Regions from separate parts of the Homo sapiens genome. Here region 1 is linked to region 2. The links are chromatin loops, found by intact Hi-C in ENCODE. Cell type or tissue: endothelial cell of umbilical vein. All regions are shown on one strand. Links, peaks and the distances in the headings refer to the core of each region. The heading gives the core; the rest is flanking DNA. Region 1 overlaps BICRAL (BICRA like chromatin remodeling complex associated protein). Region 2 has its middle 8.0 kb from the start of PRPH2.

What was found. Peaks named below come from ENCODE experiments on the same cell type or tissue, not always from the same donor. Only the 100,000 strongest peaks of a DNase experiment are listed, where the experiment ranks them.
Region 1: a loop joins it to region 2, with 2.4 times the contacts of the local background. A loop is called at or near these places in 2 of 110 quality-filtered maps.

The regions. Positions count from the first base shown.
Region 1 is chr6:42,792,698-42,808,375 of GRCh38, forward strand. The region is part of intron 1 of BICRAL (BICRA like chromatin remodeling complex associated protein); the gene reads left to right. Among named protein-coding and RNA genes, the nearest start is that of BICRAL, 18 kb to the left of the region's middle. In endothelial cell of umbilical vein, for the core only: no CTCF peak of the experiment used is centred there; a DNase peak (open chromatin) is centred at 8,144; H3K27ac peaks cover 1,100 bases.
Region 2 is chr6:42,722,741-42,738,418 of GRCh38, forward strand. It overlaps the pseudogene ATP6V0CP3. Among named protein-coding and RNA genes, the nearest start is that of PRPH2, 8.0 kb to the left of the region's middle. RefSeq lists enhancers at 3,792-3,861, 4,102-4,241, 4,742-4,791. In endothelial cell of umbilical vein, for the core only: a CTCF peak has its summit at 4,052 (motif pointing left); a DNase peak (open chromatin) is centred at 4,021; H3K4me3 peaks cover 952 bases; H3K27ac peaks cover 631 bases.

The DNA of each region.
Region 1 (15,678 bases), core at 4,575-12,574, 74 kb after region 2:
AGGTCAGGAATTTGAGACCAGCCTGGCCAACATGAAGAAACCCCATCTCTACTAAAAATACAAAAATTAGCCAGGTGTGGTGGCAGGTACCTGTAATCCCAGCTATTCTGGAGGCTGAGGCACAAGAATTGTTTGAATCTGGGAGGCGGAGGTTGCAGTGAGCCAAAATCGTGCCACTGCACTCCAGACTGGGCGACGAGAGTGAAACTCTGTCACAAAGAAAAAGAAAAAAAGGAGAAAGAAATTGGCTGGCTGGTTTATTTTATTTATTTTTTGAGATGGAATCTCACTCTGTTGCCCAGGCTGGAGTGCAGTGGCACAATCTCAGCTCACTGCAAACTCCACCTCCCGGGTTTAAGTGATTCTTGTGCCTCAGCCTCCCCAGTAGCTAGGATTTACAAGCGCATGCCACCATGCCCAGCTAATTTTTTTTTTTTTTTTTTTTTTTTTTTTTTTTTTTTTTTGAGACAGAGTCTCGCTCTGTTACCCAGACTGGAGTGCATTGGCGTGATCTCAGCTCACTGCAAGCTCTGCCTCCCAGGTCCATGCCATTCTCCTGCCTCAGCCTCCCGAGTAGCTGGGATTACAGACCCAGCTAATTTTTTTTTTTTTTTTTTTTTTTTTTTTTGTATTTTTAGTAGAGACGGGGTTTCACTGTGTTAGCCAGGATGGTCTCAATCTCCTGACCTCATGATCCACCCGCCTCGGCCTCCCAAAGTGCTGGGATTACAGGTGTGAGCCACCATGCCTGGCTGCTAATTTTTGTATTTTTAGTAGAGATGGGGTTTCACCAGTTGGCTAGTCTGGTCTCCAACTCCTAACTTCAAGTGATCCACCAGCCTTGGCCTCCCAAAGTGCTGGGATTACAGGCGTGAGCCACCGCGCCTGACCAGGTTGGTTTATTCTTATTTTCCATTTGTATTGTGATTCTCCAAATCTGTGAGAGTTTTAGGATGGAGAAATCTGTGAAAGTCAACCCCTTTTCTCTAGGTGTAATCACACAACATGAAGGTTTACAACTGGGATGTTTTTGGCGCTACTTCTATGCGTAGGCCTCAAGATGACTTTTTTTTTTTTTTTTTTTTTTTTGAGACAGGGTCTTGCTCTGTTGCCCGGGCTGGAGTACAGTGGCCCCATCTCAGCTCACTGAAGCTTCACTAGTAGCTGGGACTACAGGTGCACACCATCATGCCTGGATAATTTTTGTATTTTTGTAGAGACAGGGTTTCCCCATGTTGTCCAGGCTTGTCTCGAACTCCTGGACAAGATGACATTTTTATTTTTATTTTTATTTTTATTTTTATTTTTATTTTTAAAATGTAAAACTATGTTACTTGTTTATAAATCAGATTAAAAGAAAAAATTTGAGACAGGGGCTCGCTGTGTTGCCCAAGCTGGTCTTGAACTCCTGAGCTACAGTCATCTTCCTGCCTCAGCCTCCCAGATAGCACGGATTACAGGCATGAGCCACCGCTCCTAGCTACTATAAATCTGACTTTATATGTCACATGATGTACCTAGAATTTATTTTTTTACAGCATGTGTGATAGAGATAAAGCAATCTGACAGTTAATTTCAAAAGAGAATAATACAAAGAAAAATGACATTTGGGTAACCATGTTGTTTAAAAAAAAGGCTCAAGTGCTTTAACTTAGAAATGCAGAACATATTCTGTTACATAAAATACTTAATGCCGGACAAAATTCACTTACTCTGTGTGTGTGTGTGTGTGTGTGTGTGTGTGTGTGTGTGTGTGTTTGGCTATGTACCCATGACCTTGAACTCCTGGAGTCAAGTAATCCTCCTGCTTCCCCTGCCAAGTAGTTGAGACTACAGGTGTACTCCACCATGCCTGGCTCTATTTTATATATTTTATAAGTACTAATATATTATTCTCTGTTCTTTTTTCATTTGAATTGTCAAGTTTTAAGGCTAAGCTAGACATATCAATTAAGAACTTACTGTAAGTGGCTGGGCACAGTGGCTCACGCCTGTACTCCTAGCAGTTTGCGAGGCTGAGGCGGGCGGATCACTTGAGGCCAGGAGTTCGAGACCAGCCTGGCCAACATGGTGAAACCCCCTCTCTACTAAAAATACAAAAAAAAAAAAAAAAAATAGCCGGGCGTGGTGGCGGGCACCTGTAATCGCAGCTATTCGGGAGGCTGAGACAGGAGGATTGCTTGAACCCGGGAGGCGGAGGTTACAGTGAGCCAAGATCACGCCATTGCAATCCAGCCTGGGCAACAAGAGCAAAACGCCATCTCAAAAAAAAAAAAGAAACTTACCATAAGTCATGCAAGAGTCTATTTACTGATCTCTCCACCAATACTCACAAAGAGAATTACGCATGAACGACAGTCAAGGTAACTGAAAAGATCTACATCTATTGTTAGAAAGTTGTCTAACTTGTTTTCCAAAACTTTCTGCTATTAGATTTAAAAACGTGACAAAAAGTCGGGTGCGGTGGCTCACACCTGTAATCCCAGCACTTTGGGAGGCCAAGACTGGTGGATCACCTGGGTTAGGAGTTCAAGACCAGCCTGGCCAACATGGCGAGACCCCGTCTCTACTAAAAATATAAAAATTAGCTGGGCATAATGGTGCACGCCTGCAATCCCAGCTACTCAGGAGGCTGAGGCACAAGAATTGCTTGAACCTGGGAGGTGGAGGTTGCAGTGTGCCGAGATCGTGCCACTGCACTCCAGCCTGGGCAACAGAGAGCAAGACTCTGTCTCAAATAAATAAATAAATATCTATAAATAAAATGTGACATAAAACCTATTTCACATTGTTTTATTTCTGTCATATATTACCTAAATTCCCAAGATATAATTATTATTTAATAGATGTTCTATGTTTCAAATTACCTTACTATCAAAAATTACCTTGAGCTTGACTCTCAAGCATATCTTTAGGACATAAGAGGCTGTGAAAGTCACAGAATAAATATTTTCAGAGCATGATGTGGATTTTGTATAATGTATATGCACCTTTAAAATATGTTCCATTCTTTTAAGATTAACTTTTAAAATTAAATGTTCTAATATTTTTCTTACATCATATTGCTTTCTAGAATGTTTCTTTTCTAAGCGGAATGTCTTGTTTTGAAAATTATTACCATAACTATCTACTCTGAAATAAAAAGGCACTGCAGTGATATTTCATCATCAAATATTTATTAAATGCTAAATTGGTGTAAAGCATTTGGAGGGCACAGGAACACATAATCTAGGCAGTTGGATCATATGTACACACATAAAACTACACAACAGTGTATGGTAAGTGCCAAATGATTAGTACAAGCAAGAGCAAAGGAGAGAGAACCTTTGACTGAGGTGGTGTGAGAGCATCTATTCATTTATCCATTCAGCAAATATTATTGAGCACATAATGTGTGCCAGGTGCCATTCTAGGCTCCCAGGATGCTGCAGTGAGCAAAAGACCAAAGCCCTGTTCTCTTGGGAAAGACAGACAATAAACCTAAGTAGACTTTGTAGTATGTTATGGGGTAAACATATAGAAAGATAGGAAGACGGGGAGTGCTGGGGTGTGGGAAGATTGTCTGGTAGGTCATGATTGTCTTTGAGCAGAGTCTTGAATAAGCCTTAAGCCTGAGGATATCTGGAGGAAGGGCATTCCAGGCAGACAGCAGCCAGTGCAAAGGGCCTAAGATATGAGCATGCATTTTGAGTTCTGGGCGTGGCAAGGTAGCAAGGGCTAGAATCAAAAGGGATCAGAGAGGCTGGGGAGCAGAGCAGTTGTGTAGAACATTACGGGTGTTCACAGTCGAGCACATAAAAGAATTTTGGTTTTTACATGGGAGGAAATGAAGGTTCATTGGAGAGTTTTGATTTCTGTTTTAAAAGGGTCACTTCTGGAATTTGGGTTGAGAATAGATTCTAGACTATAAAAGAGCAAAAGCAGAGACAGCCAGTGGGAGATGATGATGGCTTGGACCAGAGAGATGGTAGTGGAGGTGGTACATGTTGGATTCTGGATGTTTTTTTGAAGGTATAGCCAGTGGGATTTCCTGACATATGCGATGTGGGTATAGGATAATGAGCTGTCGGCCGGGTGCAGTGCTCACACCTGTAATCCCAGCACTTTGGGAGGCCAAGGCGGGTGGATCACCTGAGGTCAGGAGTTCGAGACCAGCCTGACCAACATGGAGAACCCCATCCCTACTAAAAGCACAAAATTAGCCAGGTATGGTGGCGCATGCCTGTAATCCCAGCTACTTGGAAGACTGAGGCAGGAGAATCACTTGAACCCGGGAGGCAGAGGTTGCGTGAGCTGAAATCGTGCCATTGCACTCCAGCCTGGGCAACAAGAGCGAAACTCTGTCTCAAAAAAAAAAAAAAAAAAAAAGCTGTTAAGGGTTACATGTAGGAAATGGAATTTGAACTGGAGCCTAAAGGAAAAGGAAGATTTTGTTGACCAGGAAAAGATACATAAGCAGAACTTATGTATAAGATACATAAGGAAAAGATACATAAGCAGAACTTATGTATAACTTATAAGAGGAACTTAGGTGGAAAAGAACCAATTTAGGTTGGGATTTTATAAGAGAGGCGGACAGTAAGGAGACTTCTTTGGATGAAGTGAGAAGTGGAAGGCTGGGAAGGGACCTTGCGATCAGTTTGTGAAATGCAGTAAATGTAAGGCCAAAGTATTTGAATTTTCTTTTATACGTTAAAATCCTAAAGGTTTTCAAGCAAGGAGTGATTTGACTTAAAAAGGAAAAAAAAAAGTTATAGTCAATAACAGCTTTGGAATCAGACCGATCTGAGTTCTAGCATCTTGCTGTAGGTAATGCCTTGAGTGAGTAACTTCCCTGAGGGAGTGTGCCTCAGTTTCTTCCTCTGGATAGAGGACTTACGTTTCAGAGGGAGTTTGAAAGGATTAAGTGAGATCATGCATATAAAGCATTAACATAATGCCAACCCATTTGGGTCTCAGCTATCACTGTTTTTTTAAATTATTAAATTGTTATAGGCCTGGTGCAGTGACTCATACCTGTAATCCCAGTACTTTGGGACGCCAAAGCAGGTGGATCACCTGAGGTCAGGAGTTTGAGAGACCAGCCTGGCCAACATGGTGAAACCCCATCTCTACAAAAATTGCAAAAATTAGCCGGGCATGGTGGCACATGCCTGTAATCCCAGCTGCTCCAGAGGCTGAGGCAGGAGAATCACTTGAGCCTGGGAGGCAGAGGTTTCAGTGAGCCACTATTGCATCACTGCACTCCAGCCTTGGTGACAAAGTGAGACAATGTCTCAAAAATAAATAAATAAAATGGTGGACCCAGATATGGAAAAGAATGATATCATGCCCTTCGCAGAAACATGGATGGAGGCAGAGGTCATTATCCTAAGTGAACTAACTCAGAAACAGAAAATCAAATACCACATGTTCTCACTAATAAGTAGGAGCTAAACAATGGTACGCATGGACATAAAGATGGAAATAATAGACACTAGAGACTTTAAAAGGGGGTAGGGAGGGAGGGAAGTGAGGGTTGAAAATTACCTATTGGGTACAGTGTTCACTATTTGGGTAATGGGTACACTGAAAGCCCAATCCCCACCAGTATGCAATATACCCATGTAACAAATATGCACATGTACTCTCTGAATCTAAAATTAAAATAAATCTAAAAAAGAGTCACATAAACTAGAAAAAGAAAAAAAATTTTTTTAATTAGAAAAAAAAAGGTGGGCCGGGCATGGTGGCTCATACCTGTAATCCCAGTACTTTGGTAGCCCAAGGCAGGCAGATCACTTGAGGCAAGGAGTTTGAGACCAGCCTGGCCAACGTGGTGAAACCCCGTCTCTACTAAAAGTACAAAATTAGCCAGGCGTGGTGGCAGGCACCAGTAGTCCCAGCTACTCGGGAGGCTGAGATAGGAGAATTGCTTAAACCCAGGAGGGGGAGGTTGTAGTGAGTTGAGATCAAGTCACTACATTCCAGCCTGGGTACTGTCTCTAAATAAATACATAAAATCAGAAAAAAAATTGTGTAGTGTTTGCATATAACCTACACAGATCCTCCCATATACTTTAAATCATCTCTAGATTTGTTTTAATTTTTATTTTTTATTACTGCTCCTTGCGGAGCGTGGCTACCCCATAGGCAGCATGCCCAGAGTAGCCAGTCATTTCTAGAATATTTACAATATCTAATACAATGTAAATGCTATGTAATAGTTGTTAGACTATATTGTTTTAAAATTTGTATTATTTTTTATTGTTATATTGTCATTTTTTGTTTTACTTTTCCTAAATATTTTCAATCTGTGGTCATTTAAATCTGGGGGTGCAGAACCCATGAATATGGAGGGCTGACTATATTAACAGTGCCTGGAAATTTTTTACCCAGTAGAAATATGTATTAGACACAAGGTCTCACTATATTGCCCAGGCTGGACTTGAACTCCTGAGCTCAAATGAACCTCCTGCCTTGGCCTCTCAAAGTGCTGGGATTACAGGCAGGAGCCACCATACCTGGCTGAAATATTTTTATATCACATTATACTAGCAGATATCTTGAAATATTACTGTCTTCCAAATGAGGGTAGTTATTAGATTCACCACTAAATCTTTTTTTTTTTTTTTTTTCTGAGATGGAGTCTTGCTCTGTCACCCAGGTTGGAGTGCAGTGGCGCGATCTCAGCTCACTGTAGCCTCAGCCTCCTGGGTTCAAGGGAGTCTCCTGCCTCAGTCTCCTGGCTGGGACTACAGGCACGTGCCACCACGCCCGGCTAGTTTTTTGTATTTTTAGTAGAGATGGGGTTTCACCGTGTTAGCCAGGATGGTCTTGATCTCTTGACCTTGTGATCCATGAGCCTCAGCCTCCCAAAGTGCTGGGATTACAGGCGTGAGCCACTGCACCCAGCCCATCACCACCATTCTTTTCCAGAAGTGTTCATCTTCTCCAACTGAAACTATGTATCTCATGATCTCTTGATACAAATAATTACAATACAAATTCCAGTTCACATGGCATTTCTTAGGATTTATTAAAGATTTCAGTAGATAGAAGTTTATGTCTCTTAAAGAGAGTTTAGAAAGATGACATTAAATCAATATCTTTAAACTCTTTGTAGAAACTCATTGTGAAACCTTGCTTGGAGTAATATGCTACAAATATATTTGTCCATATTCTTTCTTAAATATTTATTTATTTATTTATTTATTTATTTGAGACAGAATCTTGCTCTGTCTCCCAAGCTGGAGTGCAGTGGCCCAATCTTGGCCGACTGCAACCTCCGCCCCCAGGTTCGAGCAATTCTCCTGCCTCAGCTTCCCGAGTAGCTGGAATTACAGGCATGCACTACCACATTCGGGTAATTTTTGGGTTTTTGTTTTGTTTTGTTTTGTTTTTTTAAAATGCAGTCTCACTCTGTCACCCAGGCTGGAATGCAATGGCACAATCTCAGCTGACTGCAACCTCTGTCTTCCAGCTTCAAGTGATTCTCCTGCCTCATCCTTCCGAGTAGCTGGGATTACCGGTGCCTGCCACCATGCCCAGCTAATTTTTGTATTTTTAGTAGAGATAGGGTTTCACTATGTTGGCCAGGCTGGTCTCCAACTCCTTACCTTGTGATCCATCTGCCTCGGCCTCCCAAAGTGATTTTTTTAATTTTTAGTAGAGATGGGGTTTTGCCATGTTGGCCAGGCTGGTCTCCAACTCCTGACCTCAAGTGATCCGTCCACTTCGGCCCCCCAAAGTGCTGGGATTACAGGGCTCAGCCACCACGCCCGGCCTTAAATCATTTTTAAGCTTAAACAAAAGCACTCTTGTTTTCTCCTTGCTAAGAAACTGATTTTGTCCACACATTTTTTTTTCTTTTTTCTTTTCTTTTTTTTTTGAGACAGGGTCCCGCTTCATCGCCCAGGCTAGAGTGCAGTGCTGTGATCTCAGCTCACTGCAACCTCCGCCTCCTGGGTTCAAGAGATTCTTGTGCCTCAGCCTCCTGAGTAGCTGGGACTACAGGCACCCACCAGCACATCCGGCTATGTCCACACATTTTCTATTTGAGTCTGTCTTTATAAAAGGGAATCCTCAGTGTATCTTCCTTGGTAACATTGACTTTGTAAAATGGAATTTTGTTTGTTAACATTGTTATTTTCATAGGGTTTATTTTTCTTGGAACATGCTATAAAACCAAAATATTTTGAATGTTACTCATTGACAGAGAGCAAAGAGTCAAGAGTTTTCATAATAACTTTTAATCAGATTGCTAATACTGATGCTTAATAAAAGAAATATACGGCCAGGCACAGTGACTCATGCCTGTAATCCCAGCACTTTGGGAGGCCCAGGTGGGCAGATCACCTGAGGTCAGGAGTTTGAGACCAGCCTGGCCAACATGGTGAAACCCTGTCTCTACTAAAAATACAAAATTAGCCAGGCGTTGTGGCAGGTGCCTGTAATCCCAGCTACTCAGGAGGCTAAAACAGGGGAATTGCTAGAACCTGGAGGCAGAGTCTGTGGTGAGCCGAGATCAAGCCACTGCACTCCAGCCTGGCTGGCAGAGCGAGACTCTGTTTAAAAAAAAAAAAAAAAAAGAGAGCGAGAGAGAGAAATCTACATTTTGTTTATAATTACTGACATTTTGAATTTTTTAAAGCAGTTACATACATAGGGACCAGAATATATTTAAACGACACTAAGAAATGGTGTCCTACTATTAAGCAGTTTTGACTTTAATAGCTCAATTTTTACCATACTGTATTTTAGTGAATGTTTTGACTGTGGGCTAGGAATGCAAACGGCAGTGTCCCATCTTTTTTACTATTTATGACTGGCATTGTACAAAAATGTCCATAGTCTGTAAAAGTGGAAAAAATCATATTGGTAGTAGTATTGCTTTTATTTCATTTAAAATGTTCTCTAAAATAGGTCAGATGTGGTGGCTCATACCTTAATCCCAGCACTTTGGGAAGCAGAGGCAGGCGGATTACTTGAGGTCAGGAGTTCGATACCAGCCTGGCCAACATGGTAAAACCCTGTCTCTACTAAACATACAAAAATTATCCAGCTGTGGTGGCGCACACCTATAATCCCAGCTACTCAGGAGGCTGAGGCAGGAGAATCTGCTTGAACCCAGGAGGCCAAGATTGCAGTGAGCCGAGATCACGCCACTGTACTCCAGCCTGGGTGACAGAGTGAGACTCCATCTCAAAAAAAATAAATAAAAATAAAATGTTCCCTAAAATAAATTCCCTTTGCATTAGGAAAAACATAAATGACTTAGATAAATCTCCATTTTGTTTAATAAAATATATCATAATGCTGGGCATGGTGACTCATACCTATAATCTCAGCACTTTGGGAGGCCAAGGCAGGAGGATTCCTTGAGGCCAGGAGTTTGAGACCAGCCTGGGCAACATGGTGAGCAATCCCTTCTGTATGAATTTTTTAAAAATTAGTACAGTGGCATGCACCTTTGTTTTCAGCTACTTGGGAGGCTGAGGTAGGAGAATCACTTTGAGCCATGTTCATGCCATCGTACTCCAGCCTGGGCAACAGAGCAAGACCTTATCTCAGGAAAAAAAGAAAAAGAAAAAGAAAAAAAATACATGCATATGCATAAATATTTTCCTGAATAAAACTAGAAATCAGATAAGTATCAGAGCAGTTTCTATTTAATATTCAGATAGTTTGTCTTTATTGAGAATATATAAGTAAGACTTACTTTTGGCTCTTTCAGCTTTTCGTGTTTTTTTTTGTTGTTGTTGTTGTTGTTGTTGTTGTTGTTGTTTTGAGATGGAGTTTCGCCCTTGTTGCCCAGGCTGGAGTGCAGTGGCACGATCTCGGCTCACTGCAACCTCCGCCTCCTGGGTTCAAGCGATTCTCCTGCCTCAGCCTCCTGAGTAGCTGGGATTACAGGCACACACCAGCATGCCCAGCTAATTTTTTGTATTTTTAGTAGAGACAGGGTTTCACCATGGCCAGGCTGGTCTTGAACTTCTGACCTCAGGTGATCTGCCCACCTCAGCCTTCCAGAGTGCTGGGATTACAGGCAGGAGCCACCGTGCCTGGCCTTTTTTTTGTTTTTAATAGAGATGAGGTCTCACTATGTTGCCCAGACTGGTCTTGAACTCATGCACATAAACAGTCCTCCGTCCTCAGCCTCCCAAAGTGCTGAGATTACAGGTGTGAGCCACCACACCCGGCTCCTCATTTCTCAATCATTTCCTGTGTATGGTTTTCCATAGTTATCAAAATGCCCTCACACTCTCTTAGAAAACACAGTAAAGAAGTATAAAAACATTTTTGTCAGGGCATCTGGTTTTTAATATATTGTAGAGTTGTCTTTTCTTTAAGGTCTAGTGTTGGTATACTCACTAGACCTTAAACCCATACCTGGCTGTGCCAGAAATTCTTCAACTTAGACATTTACTTCCGAGTCTTTTAATGAACCACAACTATTATTAATATAATAAATTACTGTGCTAAATGTTTGGAGACTTCAACTAATTATTTTATATTTATGTTCAGCACATAAATCCCTTTATAAGGAGGTTTGTTAAATATTAAGTGGATTATCTTGGAAGGACACACAATCTTTTATTCTGTGGATCTTTAAAACTTGTATTTCCTTACGCCTGAGAGAAGTGAATTGTCTGATTTGGAGCAGATGTGGGGAATCAGTTGATTCCTCACTTTTTTTACACTGGCTTGATAGATGCCTGGCTGGATAATAAGGGTCCAGCATTAGTCAGTGGATCCTGGACCATGGAGGACCAGGCCTGCATCCCAAATCCTGTGCTGTACCATCGTCAAAAAGTGCTCACATGTAGCCTTGGTGCATATTCTTGGAAAGTAAATTAGTAACTGACATTAACCCTAAAAATGTCCTTTGGAAACCAGAATCTTAGGAAAGTAATTGCATTGGGTAAACAGTTATTAGGCATGTATGTATCAGGCATTGCACTAAACTCTGCTAACACAGAAATGAAAGGAAACTCATCCAGTTTTCATGGAACTTGTAAGCCAGTGGGGAAGTCAGAAAAACCAAGTATACTCATATGTTGCTTAAGAAGGAGGATACGTTCTGAGAAATGCGTCGCTAGACAATTTCATTATCTTGTGAATATCAGAGTACACTTACACAAACCTAGATGATCTAGCCTACTGCAGACCCAAGCTATATGGTATAGCCTATTGTTCCCAGGCACAAGGCTGTGCAGCATGTTACTATACTGAATACTGTAGGCAACCATAACACAATGGTAAGCATTTGTGTGTCTAAACCTATTCACACACAGAAAAGAAACACTAACAATATAGTTTTTTGTTATTGTTGTTGTGTTTGTTTGTTTGTTTGTTTTTTTGAGACGGAGTTTCGCTCTTGTTGCCCAGGCTGGAGTGCAATGGCATGATCTCTGCTCACTGCAAACTCTGCCTCCCGGGTTCAAGCGATTCTCCTGCCTCAGCCTCCTGAGTAGCTGGGATTACAGGCATGTGCCGCCATGCCCAGCTAATTTTGTATTTTTAGTAGAGACAAGGTTTCTCCATGTTGGTCAGGCTGGTCTCAAACTCCTGACCTCAGGTGAACCGCCCACCTCAGCCTCCCAAAAGTTCTGGGATTACAGGCGTGAGCCACTGTGCCCGGCCAGTATTATACTCTTAAGGGACCATAATCATATATGTGGTCCACTGTGTATGAAAGGTTGTTATGGGGATGCATGGCTGTATTGTCATACATGGTGCTGGTAAGATGTCAGATGTCCTCTAGGGATATGAATAAGTGAATAATGAATTTTGCTTCGGGATTTAAATAAAACTAAAGAAAGGCAGTGTCATTTTACTCAAGACCTTTAGGATAAGTAGGCATTGTCAGTTGACCGCTTGGAGGTGGGTGGGAATGTCTTCTAAGTAAAAGGAACATGCAAAGTCAAATAATTGAAAAACTGATAAGTTTTGGGGACATCAAGTGGTCAAGGTGGCAAAGAACTAAGGGCTTCTTACAGGGACAAGTGGGGTGGGTAGAGACACAAATGAGGCTAGCTAGTGCCTATTGTAATGAGCCAGTATATTCAGTTCTCTGATGCCAAAAAACCATACAATCTAAAAGTTGCCTGCCTTCGGGATGGCAGAATTAAGTGCTGTCTCATCAGCACTCTCATAGCACTTTATGGTGTGTGTATTCATTTATATTTGGGCTCTGCTTTTTTAAAAAAATTGGGCCTCGCTATGTAGCCTAGTCTGGTCTTGAACTCCTGTCTTCAAGCGATCCTCCTGCCTTGGCCTCCCAGAGTGCTGGGATTACAGGCGGGAGCCACTATGTCCAGCCTGCACCCTGCTTTAATTGGGAACATAAGATAAGCATAATGAAGATAATCGCACAGAGCAGTGTCTGATCAGTGTCCAAAGATGTAGTTGCTGCTTTCAGAATTCTGGGCAGAGAATTCTGAAGACAGGCTGAGGTTGTCAGAGAAGGATTCACAGAGATCAGATCCAAATTAATTTTTGAATAATGGTTGTATTTTCAGTAGACATGGGAGAGGAAGAAGAGCATTTCAAGTAAGGAAATTTGTCACCTGGACAAAGACAGATGCTGGGAAAGTGCATCATTGTGTTTGGAGGCTAGGAGAGTGGCAGTGGGCTAGAATAGAGGGCAGGGGAAATAGTGGAAAATAACTTTAGCCCTATTGTATGTTGTCAGCTTAAATAAAAGTCTTTGTTTTCCACTTTAGATTGTTATCCTATAGGAATAACCTGGTCTCCAAAGTAAGAAAAATATGCTTTCTTGGAAAACTGAGGTTTTCAAGGAAAAGTGAATAAACACACTCTCCCTGTGTGCCTGCTTCTGTTGCAGGTTTGCCATCCTGTGACCAACACATTAGAAAGGGTGCTAAGTTCATTTTTAAAATATTTCCTGAGTTCCTATTATGTGCCAGGGGCTATTCTGGGTGCTAAGGTTCATTGGTGAACAGACACAAACCTCTGCCCTGATGGAGCTGACTTTCTAATGTAAATATGAGTCAGTGTGCTAAAGAGGACAAGGAACGGGCCAGGTGCGGTGGCTCACACCTGTAATCCCAGCACTTTGGAAGGCCGAGACGGGTGGATCACAAGGTCAGGAGATTGAGACCGTCCTGGCTAACACGATGAAACCCCGTCTCTACTAAAAATAGGAAAAAATTAGCCAGGTGTGCTGGCGGGCACCTGTAGTCCCAGCTACTTGGGAGGCTGAGGCAGGAGAATGGCGTGAACCCAGGAGGCAGAGTGTGCAGTGAGTCGAGATCATGCCACTGCACTCCAGTCTGGGTGACAGAGTGAGACTCCATCTCAAAAAAAAAAAACGAAGGAAGAAGTAGAGCAATTATTTGGTGGGAAAGAGTAAAAAAAGATTGATACTGAAGGTGGCTTAGGGTGATGCATTCCCAAATAAGATTTTGCCCACAGCATCTTTCCTTCAGTCAGGTTGCCAAGATAACGGGATTCTCCCCTTAAGTTTGGAGAGTTGGAGCCTCAGTTTGTGTTTCTGAGTCAACCAGAGGCCCTTGTTTGCAGGTCCCACCTGACTCCACTCAGACCTGGAACAGGTTCCCCAATTTGCCTGAAATTTTCCCAGGGGCAACTAGTAACCCAGATTCCAGATGAATCAGAATCTCCAGGGTTGGGGCAGGGGAGGACAGGACTCCATGGTTTTTGTTTTCTTGAAACAGAGTCTTACTCTGTTGTCGAGGGCAGTGGTGCAGCGATAGCTCACTGCAGCCTTGACCTTCCGGCTCAAGCAATCCTCTCACCTCAGCCTCCCCAGTAGCTGGGACCACAGGCATGTGCCACCACACCCAGCTAATTTTTTTTTTTTTTTTTGAGACGGGGTCTTACTCTTCTGGCCAGGCTGGAGTGCAATGGCGCCATCTTGGTTCACTGCAACCTCCACCTCCCAGGCTCCATTGATCCTCCCGCCTTAGCCTCCCATGTAGCTGGGACTACAGGCATGTGCCACCATGCCCAGCTAATTTTTATATTTTTTTAGTAGAGACAGGGTTTTGCCATGTTGCCCAGGCTGGTCTCAAACTCCTGAACTCAAGCGATCTGCTCACCTTGACCTCCCAAAGTGCTAGGATTACAAGCATGAGCCACTGTGCTCAGCTGGTATTTCATGTTTGTTTGTTTGTTTGTTTTTTGAGACAGAGTTTTGCTCTTGTCATCCAGGCTGGAGTGCAATGGCACGATCTTGGCTCACTGCAACCTCTGCCTCCTAGGTTCAAGCAATTCTCCTGCCTCAGCCTCCCAAGTAGCTGGGATTACAGGTACCCGTCAACAGTCCTGGCTAATTTTTGTATTTTTAGTAGAGACACGGTTTTGCCATGTTGGCCAGGCTGGTCTTGAACTCCTGACCTCAAGTGATCCACCCGCCTCGGCCTCCCAAAGTGCTGGGCTTACAGGCGTGAGCCACCATGCCCAGCCATTCATGTTTTTAATAACCAACTCCAGTTCATATTATTATTATTATTTATTTATGTATTTAGTTATTTATTTTGAGACAGAGTCTCACTGTCACCGAGGCTGGGGTGCAGTAGCTTGATCTAGGCTCACTGCAAGCTCCGCCTTCCGGGTTCATGCCATTCTCCTGCCTCAGCCTCCCGAGTAGCTGCGACTACAGGCGCCCGCCACCATGCCCAGATAATTTTTTGTATTTTTAGTAGAGATGGGGTTTCACCATGTTAGCCAGGATGGTCTCGATCTCCTGACCTTGTGATCCGTCCGTCTCAGCCTCCCAAAGTGTTGGGATTACAGGCATGAGCTACCACACCCGGCCTTCATATTATTTTGAAGCAAATCTCAGATGTCATTTTTTTTTCATTCATACCTATTTCAGTATGGATTTCTAAAAGATACAGATTCTTTTTTTAAAAAATGTGATCCCTGAGGTCAAGTGATTGAGACCATCCTGGCCAACATGGTGAAACCCCCATCTCTAAAAATACAAATATTAGCTGGGCGTGGTGGCGCGTGCTTGTAGTCCCAGCTACTCGGTAGGCTGAGGCAGGAGAATCGCTTGAACCTGGGAGGCGGAGGTTGCAGTGAGCCGAGATCACACCACTGCACTCTAGCCTGGCAACAGAGCGAGACTCCGTCTGAAAAAAAAAAAAAATAGTGCACGCCTGTACAACTGAAAAAATTTAACAGAATGATATATTTATAATTCATCAGGAATTACAGAATTTCAATGCTGATGGACTCTGGGAAATTGTAAATTTGTAGGATTAACCTAGGATTATGGAATTATATGAGCTTTTAATTAGGCAAGGTCTTTGGGAGCACAGTCTCCATACAAAACACAGCTGCCTTATATTTAAAACCTGGGTATTTTTTCAATATTTATTATACCCACTTATGTGCTATTTGCTGGGGATATGAAGACAAATATGATGAGATTCCTGTTTTTGAGGGTAGTACTATAATATCTTTTTTTTTTTTTTTTAATACGGAGTTTTGCTCTTGTTGCCCAGGCTGGAGTGCAATGGTGCGATCTTGGCTCACTGCAACCTTCACCTTCCAGGTTTAAGCGATTCTCCTGCCTCAGCCTCCCGAGTAGCTGGGACTATGGGCATGCACCACTGTGCCTGGCTAACTTTGTATTTTTAGTAGAGATGGGGTTTCTCCATGTTGGTCAGGCTGGTCTCGAACTCCCGACCTCAGGTGATCGCC
Region 2 (15,678 bases), core at 537-8,536:
CCAGAAAGCTCTGGGTACAGCTTGGAGAATCAGGAGCAAAGGGCAAGACTGGCCAGAAGAATGGGCTGTATCTGGATGTCTGGCTCAGACCGTGTTGCTCCCCAAAAGCATATTTCCAGGCCAATCTCCTTCAACATTTAAAACTTTCTGTAGGACAAATAAATTGTTATCCTCTCTGAGAAAAGAAATGACAGGGCCAGGCACAGTGGATCACGCCTATAATCCCAGCACTTTGGGAGACCAAGTTGGGTGGATCACTTGAGCCCAGGAGTTCAAGACCAGCCTGGGCTACATAGGAAGACCCCATCTCCACACACACACACACACACACAAAAAAAAAAAAAAAAAAATTAGCTGGGTATGGTGGCATGCACCTGTAGTTCTCCCAGCTACTCTGGAGGCTGAGGTGGCAAGATCACCTGAGCCTGGGGAGTTCAAGGCTGCACTGAGCCATGATCGTGCCACTGCACTCCAGCCTGGGTGACAGAGTGAGGCCCTGTCTCAAATTTTAAAAAGACAAAGAAAAGAAGAGAAGAAGGAAGGAAAGAAAGAAAGTGACAGATCGTGAGAAAACATTTGCAACTTGTAAAATTAAAAAGTAATATACAGTGGCCAGGCATGGTGGCTTATGCCTGTAATCCCAGTACTTTGGGAGGCCAAGGCAGGTGGATCGCTTGAGCCCAGGAGGTGGAGGTTGCACTGAACTGAGATCCCCACATTGCACTCCAGCCTGGGTGACAGTGAGACTCTGTCTGGAAAAAAAAAAAAAAGAATTAATATGCAAAAATGTTTTAAGTCTCACAAATTCACAATAAACAAAAATTCACAATCAAAAGACCAATAATCAACTGGAAAAATAGGCAAAAACCAGGAACAGACAATTCATAATTAGGAAACTTGAAAAGTCCAATAATCTGGAAAAGATCTCAACTTGGGTAATAAGCAGGAAAATGCAAATCCAAACAACAATAAAATACCAAACTTGGCCGGGCACAGTGGTTCACACCTGTAATCCCAGCAGTTTGGAAGGCCAAGGTGGGTGGATCACTTGAGGTCAGGCATTCAAGACCAGCCTGGCCAACATGGTGAAACCCTGTCTCTACTAAAAATACAAAAATTGTCTGGGTATGGTGACAGGCACCTGTAATCCCAGTTACTTGTGAGGCTGAGGAAGGAGCATCAATTGAACCCGGGAAGTGGAGGTTGCAGTGAGCCAAGATTGCGCCATTGCACTCCAGCCTGGGTGACAAGAGTGAAATGACGTCTCAAAAAAAGAAAAAGACCAAACTCGATCCATCAAATTGAATGTATGTCAAAATTCTGTCACCATACATCAACAAAGAGAGTGGAAGTAGAAGTGTACACTCTTGGTGAATCTGTACATTTATTATTATTATTAATTAATGGATTATTTCTTACAGTAGTTTTAGGTTTACAAAAAAATTGAACAGAAAATACAGGGAGTTCCCATTATTCTCCATCTCCCCAACCAGTTTCTCCTCTAATTAATATCTTGCATTAATGTGGTACATTTGTTACAATTAATGAACCAATATTGATGCACTATTATTAACTAAAGTCTATAGTTTACATTAAGGTTCAGTCTTTGTGCATATAATTCTGTCACTTTTGCCAAATGCATAATGTCATGTATTCATCATTATTGTATCATACAGAATACTTCCACTACTCTAATAACCTGCCATGTTCTGCCTATTCATTCCTCCTTCCCTCACTCCTCAGCCCTGGGCAACCACCGTCTAGATCTATAGTTTTGCCTTATCTAGAATATCTTACAGTTGGAATCATACAACATGTAGCCTTTTCAGACTGGCTTCTTTCCCTTAGCAATATATGTGATTAATGATTCTCTGTATCTTTTCACGGCTTAATAGCTCATTTCTTCTTATCACTGAATAACGTTTCATCACATGGATGTACCACGGTTTATTCCTTCACCTATCAGAGAATATCCTGGTTGATTCCAGTTTTTGACAATTATGAATAAAACTGCTATAAACATCCACGTGCAGGTTTTTGCTGAAAAATTTTCCATTCATCTGGGTAAATATCTAGGAGCACAATGGCTAGATTACATAGTAAGACTATGTTTAACTTTGTAAGAAACTGCCAATCTGTCTTGCAAAGTGACTGTACAATTTTGCATTCCTACCAGCAATTTTTACTTCATGTCCTTGCCAACATTTGATATTGTCAGTGTTTCAGATTTTAACCACTGTAATAGGTGTGTAGCTGCATCTTGTTTGAATTTGCAGTGCCCTAATGACATTTGATCTTTTCATGTGTCATGTGCTTATTTGCCATCTGCATATCTTCTTTGGTGAAGTGTCTGTTCAGCACTTTTGCCTGCTTTTATTTCTTTTTGAGTCAGGATCTATCTATGTTGTCCAGGCTGGTCTCCAACTACTATTCTCAAGCAATCCTCCCACCTCAGCCTCCTGAGAAGCTGGGATTACAGGTACCTGCCACAATGCCCAGCATGCTCACTTTTTAATAATGTTGTTTGTTTTCTTTAGAGTGTAAAGTTTTACAGCCCTTTGGAAGGGCAATTTAGCTATACCTATTACAATTTTCAAAAAAAAATTTTAGCGACGGAGTCTTGCTGTGTTGCCTAGGTTAGTCTCAAACTCCTTGGGCTCAAGCAATCCTTCTGCCTCAACCTCCCAAATTGCTGAGATTACAGGTGTGAGCCACCTCACCCACCCTAAAATTTAAAATGCATTAAAATTCCCAAAGATCCAATAATCTTACTTCTCAGAACAGCCTGTGCATAAGTACAAGGGCTTTTAAGAACAAACCAAGGCCATGTGTGGTGGTTCATGCCTGTAATTCCAGCACTTTGGGAGGCCAAGGCAAGTGGACCACTTGAAGTCAGGAGTTCAAGACAAGCCTGGCCAACATGGTGAAGCCCCATCTCTACTAAAAATACAAAAAAAAAAAAAATAGCTGGGCATGGTGGCAGGCACCTGTAACCCCAGCTATACTCCCAGAGGCTGGCTGAGGCATAAGAACCACTTGAACCCAGGAAGCAGAGGTTGCAGTGAGCTGAGATCACACCACTGTACTCCAGCCTGGGCGACAGAGCAAGACTCCATCTCAAAAAAAAAAAAAAAGAACAAACCAATCTTGTCATCAAATTCCTGTCCACCTAATACCAAAAAGGGTTTCATGATTAGAATATGAAGCCTGTGAGCTCTTGGTGGCAAGTGGGTCAAAACTCTAATCCAGAATCTCCTTTCTTCCCTTATGTGCATTGATTCCCCTACACTAGACTCACTACCCACACACTCCTCTTCAAGGTCTCCAAATCATTATGTAAATCAGAGGAATAGTCTCCACAGGCAGAGGAGGTGTAAGAACTAAGCAACAAGACATGAGTTTTCCCATCCAACAATCACCTTGGAAAACAAAGCACTTATTCCATTGCTCAGCTCAAGTCTGGACTCCAAATGGGAGTGATTTCAAAAGCCAGGTCCTGAGCCATATGGGGAAACATTCTTGTTATACTATAGTCACACAGCATTTTGGGTCAAAAACAATATTACCCAAAGTGATCACTCTTCTAACAGCCAGTGTTGGCTTATAATAGCTTTGGATTATGAAAGGATTTCAACTCTTTATCATCAAGGACATTGAAAAGAATTGCTGCCACTTTTGAAGTTGTTTCCTTTTGTTTTGCTTTTTCCAAAAGAGGATGTTCAGACAACCAGAGGACTCATACCTCCTACAAAAAGTAAAATAAAAATTGGAAGACAATTGTCCTGCAGGAAATAGGATGTAGATGACTGTGACGCTATCACAGAGAGCCTCTTAGAAGCACACGTGCAGACAAGAGAAAATCAGAGGGAAGAAGAGGAAGAAAGATTTAATGTAGAAACCAGAAACAAAAATTTAAAAATAGCTCTACAAGGGTAACCCGATTAGTCAGGCACCTCTTTCTCCTCAAATGACCTTGAGGTTGTAAATACGACGAGGAGGGCGGTGCTGAGCCCATAGCAAGTCTGTGGATGCCCCCTGGTGGCCCTAAATAGAATGGCTTCAATGGATGGAAATTTAACGTGCTCGCATCCCCAGCACGTTAAATTACCCAGAAAAGTAAGAGAAAAAGAACAGACACATCAGAAATGTCTCTGGCCAAACCTTTCAAGTACGAATCAAGGCAAGATATGGCGATGAACAAGCAGAGAAAAGTGGACTGCAAAGGAAGCAGTAATTAATCTGTCAGAGAAGGGAGGGCTCCTTCCTGCTTCCGGACCATGTTGGATGTGAGTCTAGATGCGAGACATCTATTATAGAGATAATAGAAGAGGTTAGCGGAACCAAGGATGGTTCACTTTTCTTCTTTAGAAATACCATTAATGCTGATCGTCTTCGCCGCCGCCTGCGTGCTCGCCTTCGCGCCCGGCCCGGCCTCGCCCCGGTCTTCGCCTCCGCCTCGGCCGCAGAGCTTGCCCCCTCCCCACCCGCAGACAATGTCCGAGTCCAAGAACGGCCCCGAGTATGCTTCGTTTTTCGCCGTCATGGCAGCCTCGGCCGCCATGGTCTTCAGCGCCCCGCGCGCTGCCTATGGCACGGTCAAGACCGGTGCCGGCATCGCGGCCATGTCTGTCATGCGGCCGGAGCTGATCATGAAGTCCATCATCCCGGTGGTCACGGCTGGCATCATCGCCATCTATGGCCTGGTGGTGACAGTCCTCATCGCCAGCTCCCCGAATGACGACATCAGCCTCTACAGGAGCTGCCTCCAGCTAGCGCCGGCCTGAGCGTGGGCCTGAGCGGCCTGGCAGCCGGCTTTGCCATAGACATCTTGGGGGACGCCGGTGTGCGAGCCACGGCCCAGCAGCCCCGACTATTCATGGGCATGATCCTGATCCTCATCTTCCCCGAGGTGCTCGGCCTGTACGGTCTCGTCGTTGCCCTCATCCTCTCCACAGAGTAGCCCCTCTCCGAGCCCACCAGCCACCGAATATGATGTAAAAACCACCCCTCCTCATTCCAGAACGAAGAGCCTGACACACACGCACGGGACCGCGGCCCCCAGTAGTTGATCTTGTACATGCGCAGCGCAGCGTCCTAGTGCCGGTTGTCTGTTGCCCTGGCCTTGCCCCCACCCCACCCCCCACGCCGCCCCGTGCCATGGACATCTGGGTCCACTCATCGCCCCTCCAGGCCCCCGGTGCCCCACCCCCTAGAGTGCTCTGTGTATTCGGATGACTTAGAGTTGTCATTTCTCTTCACTGGATGTTTATTTATAAAGATCTGGCCTGTTCCCGCGTCTGCGGAGAGGCCCTGGTCTCCCAGCTGTCTATAACCTTAGCTAGAGTGTGGCCTTGTGGGCTCCTGTTGCTGAGACCTCCTGGATGGAGCTGCCCTCGCCACCGGGCCCTTGGCCCTGCACGGAGCTCTGTCCAATAAAGTTCTCGGATTTGGGGGGAAAAAAAAGAAATGACCATTAATGCTATTATAATAACGAAATTATACCGTTTTTCTTGGCCAGGTGTGGTGGCCCACTCCTGTAATCCCAGCACTTTGGGAGGCCAAGGTGGGAGGATCGCATGAGGTCAGGAGTTCGAGATCAGCCTGGCCAACATGGTGAAACCTCGTCTCTACAAAAATTACAAAAATCAGCCAGTGTGGTGGCAGGCGCCTGTAATCCCAGCTACTCGGGAGGCTGAAGCACAAGAATTGCTTGAATCCAGGCGGTGGAGGTTGCAGTGAGCCAAGATCATGCCACTGCACCCCAACCTGGAAAGAAAGAAAGAGAGAGAGAGAGAAGGAAGGGAGGGAGGGAGGGAGGGAAAGAGAGAGAGAGAGAGAGGCTGGGCGGGATGGCTCACACCTGTAATCCCAGCACTTTGGGAGGCGGAGGCGGGCAGATCACCTGAGGTCAGGAGTTCGAGGCCAGCCTGACCAATATGGTGAAACCCTGTCTATACTAAAAATACAAAAAAATTAGCTGGGCATGGTGGCGCATGCCCGTAGTCCCAGCTACTCAGGAGGCTGAGATGGGAGAATTGCTTGAACCCGGGAGGCGGAGGTTGCAATCAGCCGAGATTACGCCACTGCACTCTAGCCTGGGGTGACAGAGCAAGACACTGTCTCAAAACAAAAAAAGAAAGAAAGAAAAGCAAGAAAGCAAGAGAGAGAGGGAGGGAGGGAGGGAAAGAAGGAAGGAAGGAAGGAAGGAAGGAAGGAAGGAAGGAAGGAAGGAAGGAAGGAAGGAAGGAAAGAGAGGGGCTGGGCACGATGGCTCACGCCTGTAATCCTAGCACTTTGGGAGACCAAGGCGGATAGATCACCTGAGGTCAGGAGTTCGAGACCAGCCTGGCCAACATGGTGAAACCCTGTCTCTACCAAAGATACAAAAAAACTAGCTGGGCATGGTGGTGCACACCTGTAGTCTCGGCTACTCAGGAGCCTGAGACAGGAGAATTGCTTGAACCTGGGAGGTGGAAGTTGCAGTGAGCTGAGATTGCACCACAGAACTCCAGCCTGGGGCGACAAAGCAAGACTCCATCTCAAAAAAAAAAAAAACAGAAAGAAAAGAAAGAGAAAGAGAGAAAGAAAGAAAGGGAAAGAGGGAGGGAAGGAAGGAGAAAGAAAGAGAGAGCGAGAGAGAAAGAAAGAAAGAAAAAGGAAAGAAAGAAAGAAAAATAAAAGAAAGAAAGAAAAGAAAAGAAAGAAGAGAAAAGAAAAAGAGAAAAGGGGCCAGGTGCAGTGGCTCACACCTGTAATCCCAGCACTTTGGGAGGCCGAGGTCGGGGGGATTACTTGAGCTCAGGAGTTTGAGACCTTCCTGGGCAACATGGCAAAACCCTCTCTCTACAAAAAATACAAAATTAGACAGGCATGGTGGCGAATGCCTGTAGTCCCAGCTACTTGGGAAGCTGATATGGGAGGATTGCTTGAGCCTGGGAGATGGAGGTTGCAGTTAGCTGAGACTTTGCCACTGCACTCCAGCCTGAGTGACAGAGCAAGACCCTGTCTCAAAATAAAAATAAAAATAAAAGGAAAGGAAGAGACTAGAGCTCTCCCCAAGCCAGTACTGAGGAAAGGCCATGTGAGGACACAGTGAGAAGACCCATCTGCAAGCCAGGGAGAGAGGCCTTACCAGAAACCAACCCTGCTGGCACCTTCATCTTGGACTTTAGTCTCCAGAACTGTGAGAAAGTAAATGCCTGTTGCTCGAGCTGCCCAGTCTATGGAATTCTGTCATAGCAGCCAGAGCTGACTAATGCACTCTCCCTCCCACTCAAGAGGTCACCAGTAATCTGAACACCTTAGCGTTTTCTTTTTTTTTCTTTTCCTTTTTTTTTTTTTTTTTTTTTTGAGACCGAGTTTGGCTCTTGTTGCCCAGGCTGGAGTGCAATGGCGCGATCTCGGCTCACTGAAACCTCCACCTCCCAGGTTCAAGCGATTCTCCTGCCTCAGCCTCCTGAGTAGCTGGGATTACAGGTGTCTGCCACCATACCCAGCTAATTTTTTAGTAGAGACAGGGTTTCACCATGTTGGCCAGGATGGTCTTGAACTCCTGACCTCAAGTGATCCGCCCACCTCAGCCTCCCAAAGTGCTGGGATTACAGGCGTGAGCCACTGTGCCCAGCCAGCTTTTTCTTTTTCATATAAAAATCATTAAGTGCTTTCCTACAAACAAATTTTTGATGTTTTTGAGATTTACAACAATTGTATGTTACTGTGTAGATGGTCTCCAGGGATCTGCTTCTTTTTCAGTCAACATGTTTTAAGAGACACACATGTTACATGTAGCTATAGTTCATTGTCATGTATAGAATATACATAGTATACATTCTTCTGCCAGGAGATATATGGGTGATTTCTAGAGTTAAACTTTCATGCATAGAGCTCTTTCAACATTTGTGGCTGGATGCAGTGGCTCACAACTGTAATCGCAGCAATTTAGGAGGCCAAGGCAGGATCACTTGAGCCCAGGAGTTCAAGACCAGCCTAGGCAACATGGTGAAACTTTGCCTCTACAAAAAATACAAAAATTAGCCTCGCGTGGTGGTGTGCACCTGTGGTCCCAGCTACTCATGACTGAGGCATGAGGATCGTTTGAGCCTGGGAGATTGAGGCTGCTGTGAGCAGTGATTGAGCCACTGCACTCAAGCCTGGATGACAGAGTAAGACCTCATCTCAAAACAACAACAACAAAAAACACATTTGTGTGTATCTTTCATTATGCAGAAGTTTCTCTAGGGTATAACCCTAAGAAGTTCGAGACCAGCCTGAGCAACACAGTGAGACCCTGTTTCTATAAAAACAAAACAAAAATACAGAAATAAAAAATATAAATCTAAAAAAGTTACATTGTAGTAAGAGAACATAACATGTACAATATCAAATCTAGAAAAAAAATCTTTGAGATTTGCTCTGTGACCTAGTTTGTGGCCAGTTGTCCTGTGGTCAATATTCCACATGTGTTTGCGGGGGATAAAAGTGTGTCTTATGTAATAATTGGGTGCAATGATCTTTTTTTTTTTTTTTTTTTTTGTAGACAGTCTCACTCTGTCACCCAGGCTAGAATTCAGTAGCATGCTTGGCTCACTACAACCTCTACTACCTAGGTTCAAGCAATTATCCTGCCCAGTCTCCCGAGTAGCTGGGATTACAGGTGCCCAACTAATTTTTGTATTTTTATTAGACATGCGGTTTCATCATCTTCGGCAGGCTGGTCTCGAACTCCTGACCTCAGGTGATCTGCCCACCTCGGCCTCCCAAAGCACTAAGATTACAGGCATAAGCCATTGCGCCAGGCCAATGCTCTTTTTAAAATATATCACTGTGTTCTTCAAATGTTTCTTTTTTTCTTTTTTTTTTTTTTGAGACAGAGTTTCCCTCTTGTTCCCCAGGCTGGAGTACAGTGGCACGATCTTGGCTCACTGCAACCTCCACCTCCAGGATTCAAGCGATTATCCTGCCTCAGCCTCCCGAGTAGCTGGTATTACAGATGTGTGCCACCATGCCCGGCTAATTTTTGTTTTGTTTTGTTTTGAGACAGAGTCTCACTCTGTCACCAAGGCTGGAATGCAGTGGCCTGATCTTGGCTCACTGCAAGCTCCACCTCCTGGGTTCACGCCATTCTCCTGCCTCAGCCTCCCAAGTAGCTGGGACTACAGGCACCCGCCACCACGACTGGCTGATTTTTTGTATTTTTAGTAGAAACAAGGTTTCACCGTGTTAGCCAGGATAGCCTCGATCTCCTGACCTCATGATCCACCCGCCTCGGCCTCCCAAAGTGCTGGGATTACAGGTGTGAGCCACCGTGCCTGGCCTAATTTTTGTATTTTTAGTAGAGACAGGGTTTCACAGTGTTCGCCAGGCTGGTCTGGAACTCCTGACCTAAAGTGATCCGATACCTCAGCCTGCCAAGGTGCTGAAATTACAGTATGAGCCACCACGCCCAGCTGAGACTATTATTCCATTGTTTTCCAGCTCTCATTGTCATCATTAAGAAGTCAGGTGGTAAGCAGTGACTCACGCCTGTAATCCCAGCACATTGGGAGGTCCAGGGAGGTGGATCACCTGAGATCAGGAGTTTGAGACCAGCCTGGCCAACATGGTGAAACCCTGTCTCTACTAAAAATACAAAAATTAGCTGGCATGGTGGTGCACATCTGTAATGCCAGCTACTTGGGAGGCTGAGGCAGGAGAATGGCTTGAACCTGGGAGGCAGAGGTTACAGTGAGCAAAAATAAATAAATAAATAAAATAAAATAACAAAAATAAATTTTAAAAGCTTGATGGGCACTACCGCCATCTTGGAGATGGCTGTGGTCACTCCACCTGCCAGGAAGTCCTTGGCAAAGGACACGGCAGCATCTGTCATGTTGAAAGGAAAGGGGAGGCAGGCTGCTTCAGGATGGGACTGGGCCGGGAACCAGCTTTGACTCCAGGGCTGCTGGGCCTTTTTGGGGTTTTTTTGGAAGCTTCATGACAACAGTATTCCTTCCCCCACGGTACAGTGCAGGACCCTCTCTTTGGAAGGTCTTAAGACCCACAATCAGAAAGGTAGGGAGACATTCGAGTGGAAGGTGGGCAGGAGAAGGTCGGAGGCTTGCCCCTGAGGCCCAACACACCCAACATTATAACGAAAGACCAGAACAAGGGCTGTGGGAGTTATGAGCCAGGAACGCGGATGAAAACCAACAAATATCGTAACACCACAGCGAGGAACACAGACATTCAGACCACAGCATACTTTTACACTGAAGATGGGCTCAGTAGACTCCACCCTTTGGAAGCCTCAGATTTTGGCTTCTGTCTGCCTTCTTGTCTCCTCTCTCCAGTGCCGTTAAAATGAAACTCAAGGTTACAAGAGTTCAAGAGACCTCCCAGCCCCACAACAAAGTCAGTTTTAGAATTAGTTCACATTGGCCGGGCGCAGTGGCTCACGCCTGTAATCCCAGTGCTTTGGGAGGCTGAGGCGGATGGATCACCTGAGGTCAGGAGCTTGAGACCAGCCTGACCAACATGGAGAAACCCCGTCTCTACTAAAACTACAAAATTAGCCAGGCACAGTGGCGCGTGCCTGTAATCCCAGCTACTCAGGAGGCTGAGGCAGAAGAATCGCTTGAACCTGGGAGGCAGAGGTTGCGGTGAGCCAAGATCGTGGCATTGCACTCCAGCCTGGGCAACAAGAGCAAAACTCTGCCTCAAAAAAAAAAAAAAAAAAAAGAATTAGCTCACATCTCTGGATTAATTTTGATCTCCACCGGGTGTGGTGGCTCACACCTGTAATCCCAGCCCTTTGGGAAGTCAAGGCAGGTGGATCACCTGAGGTCAGGAGTTCGAGACCAGCCTGACCAACATGGTGAAACCCCGTTTCTACTAAAAATACAAAATTAGCCGAGCATGATGGCGCATGCCTGTAGTCCCAGTTACTCCAGAGGCTGAGATAGGAGAATCGCTTGAACCCGGGAGGTGGAGGTTGCAGCAAGCTGAGATTGTGCCACTACACTCCAGCCTGGGTAACAGAGCAAGACTCCGTCTCAAAAAAAAAAATTTTTTTTTTTTTGATCTCCACATGTAGGGTCTAGCCCTACGGGGCTTAGCGGGTATTTTCCCCATGTGCAGAGACGAGAGATCGTAAGAAAGACACAAGACAAAGAGATAAAGAGAAAGCAGCTGGGCCTGGGGGACCACTACCACCAAGACGTGGAGACGTAGTGGCCTTGAATGGCTGGGTGCACTGATATTTATTGTATACAAGACAAGGGGGCAGGGTAAGGAGGGTGAGTCGTCCAAGTGATTGATAAGGTCAAGTAAGTCACGTGGTTATAGGACAGGGGACCCTTCCCTTATAGGTAGCTGAAGCAGAGAGGGAAGGCAGCATACGTCAGTGTTTTCTTCTATGCACTTAAGACTTTCACTATTTTTTCTACCGCTACCTTCTAAGAACTTTAAAGAGGAACCAGGAGTATGGGAGGAGCATGAAAGTGGACAAGGAGCGTGACCACTGAAGCACAGCACCACAGGGAGGGGTTTAAGCCTCTGGATGACTGTGGGCAGGCCTGGATAATATCCAACCTCCCACAAGAAGCTGGTGGAGCAGAGTGTTTCCTGACTCCTCCAAGGAAAGGAGACTCCCTTTCACGGTCTACTAAGTAACGGGTGCCTTCCCAGGCACTAGCATTACCGCTTGACCAAGGAGCCCTCAAGCGGCCCTTATGTGGGCGTAACAGAGGGCTCACCTCTTGCTTTCTTGGTTACTTCTTACAATGTCCCTTCAGCACCTGACTCTATACCTGCTGGTTATTTTTTGGTTATATTAGTAATACAACAAAGAGTAATATTAAAAGCTAACGATTAATAATCTTTGTACTAATGATTGATAATGTCCATGATCATCTCTATATCTAATTTGTATCATAACCATTTTTATTTTAACTTTTTTTATTATACTGAAACAATTTGTGCCTTCAGCCTCTTGCCTTGGCACTTGAGTAATTCTCCGCCCACATCCACATATTCTTTACTCTCTTTGCAGCTCCATGATGTCTTTTTACAAGTATTTTGATATATTTTATCTAGCATTTATAGTTGTTTTCAGTGAGATAGCTCTTTAAGGAAGCCAGTACTCTTTACTGACATCTACTTTTTTTTTTTGAGATGGAGTTTTGCTCTTGTCACCCAGGCTAGAGTGTAGTGGTGTGATCTTGGCTCGCTGCAACCTCCGCCTCCCAGGTTCAAGTGATTCTCCTGCTTCAGCCTCCCAAGTAACTGGGACTCACAGACAACAGGCACCTGCCACCACACCTGGCTAATTTTTGTATTTTTAGTAGAGACGGGATTTCACCGCATTGGCCAGGCTGATCTCAAACTCCTGACTTCAGGTGATCCACCCACCTCGGCCTCCCAAAGTGCTGGGATTACAGGCATGAGCCACCACACCTGGCCCTTATTGACTTTATTTATTTTTATTTTTTGAGACCAAGTCTCGCTCTGTTGCCCAGGCTGGAGTGAAGCGATACAATCTTGGCTCACTGCAGCCTTTGCCTCCTGGGTTCAAGCAATTCCTGTACCTCAGCCTCCCTAGCATCTGGGACTACAGGTGTGCACCACCATGCCTGACTAATTTTTTGTAGTTTTAGTAGAGATGAGGTTTCACCATGTTTGCCAGGCTGGTCTCGAACTCCTGACCTCAGGTGATCTGCCCACCTCAGCCTCCCAAAGTGCTGGGATTACAGGTGTGAGTCATCATGCCCGGCCTCTGCCACCATCTACTTTCAATGTTCCATAACTTTCTTCATTTTCTATTCCTCTTCCCAGGGGCATAACTAGGAAAAAGAAGTCCCAATGTGAAATCTGTGTGGCCCCTATCTTTTCAAAACAAAAAGATCTGGCCAGGCACCATGACTCACGCCTATAATCCCAGCACTTTGGGGGGCCAGAGCAGGCGGATCACTTCAGGCCAGGAGTTCCAGACCAGCCTGGACAATATGGTGAAATCTCATCTTTATCAAAAATACAAAAAAAATTAGCCGGGGATGGTAGCACATGCCTATAGTCCCAGCTACTTGGGAGGCTAAGGTAGGAAGATCCCTTGAACCTGGGAGGCAGAGGTTGCAGTGAGGCGTGATCGCGCCACTGCACTGCGGCCTGAGCGACAGAGTGAGACCCTGTCTCAAAAATAAATAAATAAACAAATAAATGTCTAAAATAGGCTCTTTAGGGGGGTGATAATGAAAAAAAAAAGGTTGAGAGACACTAAAAACACTGCCCTAAACTGGGAGTGAAAGTAGTTAATTGGAGAGATTCAGATAACACCCATGGAGGGGTGGCAAAGTGGTACAGGAAGGAAAGGCGGCCCACAAGACTGTGCTATTACACCAGCTTCCACCCTGGAGAAGGAAATCCCTGGGGGAAACACATCTCAGAATTATCCTGTCTTGGGTGAGGGAGCTGAGCTATTTATTCACTAACTCTGGAGAGTCATTCATCTGAGGGCTGTTCCCAGGATAAGTCCCCAGCAGCAAGGCTTACCACAAGAGGAATCAGAACTGTCAGACACTTAATACTATTGTGCTGGGCACAGCGAAAAGTTCAAGCCATGTGGATGGTCAAGCGGCACCCTCTATTACACTACTATTTATTAAAACCTAGAAAGTGCACCAGGCACAGTGGCTCATGCCTGTAATCCCAGCAGTTTGGGAGGCCGAGGTGGGGGGATCCCTTGAGCCCAGGAGTTTTAGACCAACCTGGGCAACATGGCAAAACCCTGTTACAACAAAAAATACGAAAAATTAGCCAGGTGAGGTGGCTCACACCTGTAGTCCCAGCTACTCCAGAGGCTGAGGTGGGAGGATGGCTTGAGCCTAGGAAGTTGAGGCTGCAGTGAGCCCTGATCCTGCCACTGCACACCAGCCTAGGCAACAGAGCAAGATCCTATCTCAAAAAAAAAAAAAGAAAGTGCTATTAGGAGAAACTTTCCGATCAAGAAATCACAAAAGCAGCGCTTTTTAAATTTATTTTCATTTTCATTTATTTATCTATTTTTTAAGACAGGGTCTCACTCTGTTGCCCAAGCTGGAGTGCAGTGGCATGATCAGGGCTCACTGCAGCCCTTGAACTCTTAGGCTCAAGCAATCCTCCCACTTCAGCAAAGATATCTTGAGTACTACCCCACAAGCACAGGCAACCACAGCAAAAATGAACAAATGGTAGCTGGGTGCCGTCGCTCTTGCCTGTAATCCCAGCACTTTGGGAGGCCGAGGCGAGGAGATCGGCTGACGTCAGGAGTTCAAGACCAGCCTGGCCAACATGGCAAAACCCTGTCTTTACTAAAAATACAAAAATTAGCTGGGCACGGTGGTGAGTGCCTGTAATCCCAGCTACTCGGGAGGCTGAGGCAGGAGAATCACTTGAACCAGGGAGGCAGAGGTTGCAGAGAGCCGAGATTGCACCACTGCACTCCAGCCTGGACAACCAAGCGAGACTCTGTCTCAAAAAAAAAAAATTAGCTAGGCATCGTGGCACATGCCTTTAGTCCCAGCTACTCAGGAGGGTGAGGCACAAGAATCACTTGAGCCCAAGAGGCGGAGGCTGCAGTGAACCAAGATAGCACCACTGCACTCCAGCCTGGGTGACAGAGCAAGACTCTGTCTCCAAAAAAAAAAAAAAATTAAAAAATAAAAAGGACAAATGGGATCATGTCAAGTGAACAACCTTCTGCACAGTAAAGGAAACAATCAACAAAGTGAAGAGACAACCCACAGAATGGGAAAAAATATTTGCAAACTACCCATCTGACAAGGGATTAATAACCGGAATATATAAGGAACTCAAACAACTCTATAGGAAAAAATATAATAATCTAGTTTAAAAATGGGCAAAAAGTCTAAATAGACATTTCTCAAAAGAAGACATACAAATGGCAAACAGGCATATGAAAAGGTGCTTAACATCATGGATCATCAGAGAAAGGCAAATCAAAACTACAATGGGATATCATCTTCCCCCAGTCAAAATGGCTTTTATCCAAAAGACTGGCAATAGCAAACGCTGGTGAGGATGCGGAGAAAAGAGAACCCTCGTACACTGTTGGTGGGAATGTAAATTAGTACAACCACTATGGAAAACAGTTAGGAGGTTCCTCAAAAAACTAAAACTAGAGCTACCATATGATCCAGCAATCCCACTCCTAGGTAGAGACCCAAAAGAAAGGAAATCAGTACATCAAAGAGATATCTGCATTTTCATGTTTGTTGCAGCACTGTTCACAATAGCCAAGATTTGGAAGCAACGTAAGTGTCCATCGACAGATGAATGGATAAAGAAAATGTGGTACATATATACAATGGAGTACTTACTATTCAGCCATAAAAAGAACAGGATCCTGTCATTTGCAACAAATGGATGGAACTGGAGGTCTTTATGTTAAGTGAAATGAGCCAGGAACAGAAAGACAAACTTCAAACGTTCTCATTTATTTGTGGGAGTTAAAAATTAAAACAGTTGAATCCATGGAAATAGAGAGTAGAAGGATGATTACCATAGGCTGGGAAGGGTAGTGGGGGCTGGGGCAAGTGGGGATGGTTAATGGGTACAAAAAATTAGTTAAAGACTGGGCGCGGTGGCTCACGCCTGTAATCCCAGCACTTTGGGAGGTCGAGGTGGGTGGATCACCTGAGGTCAGGA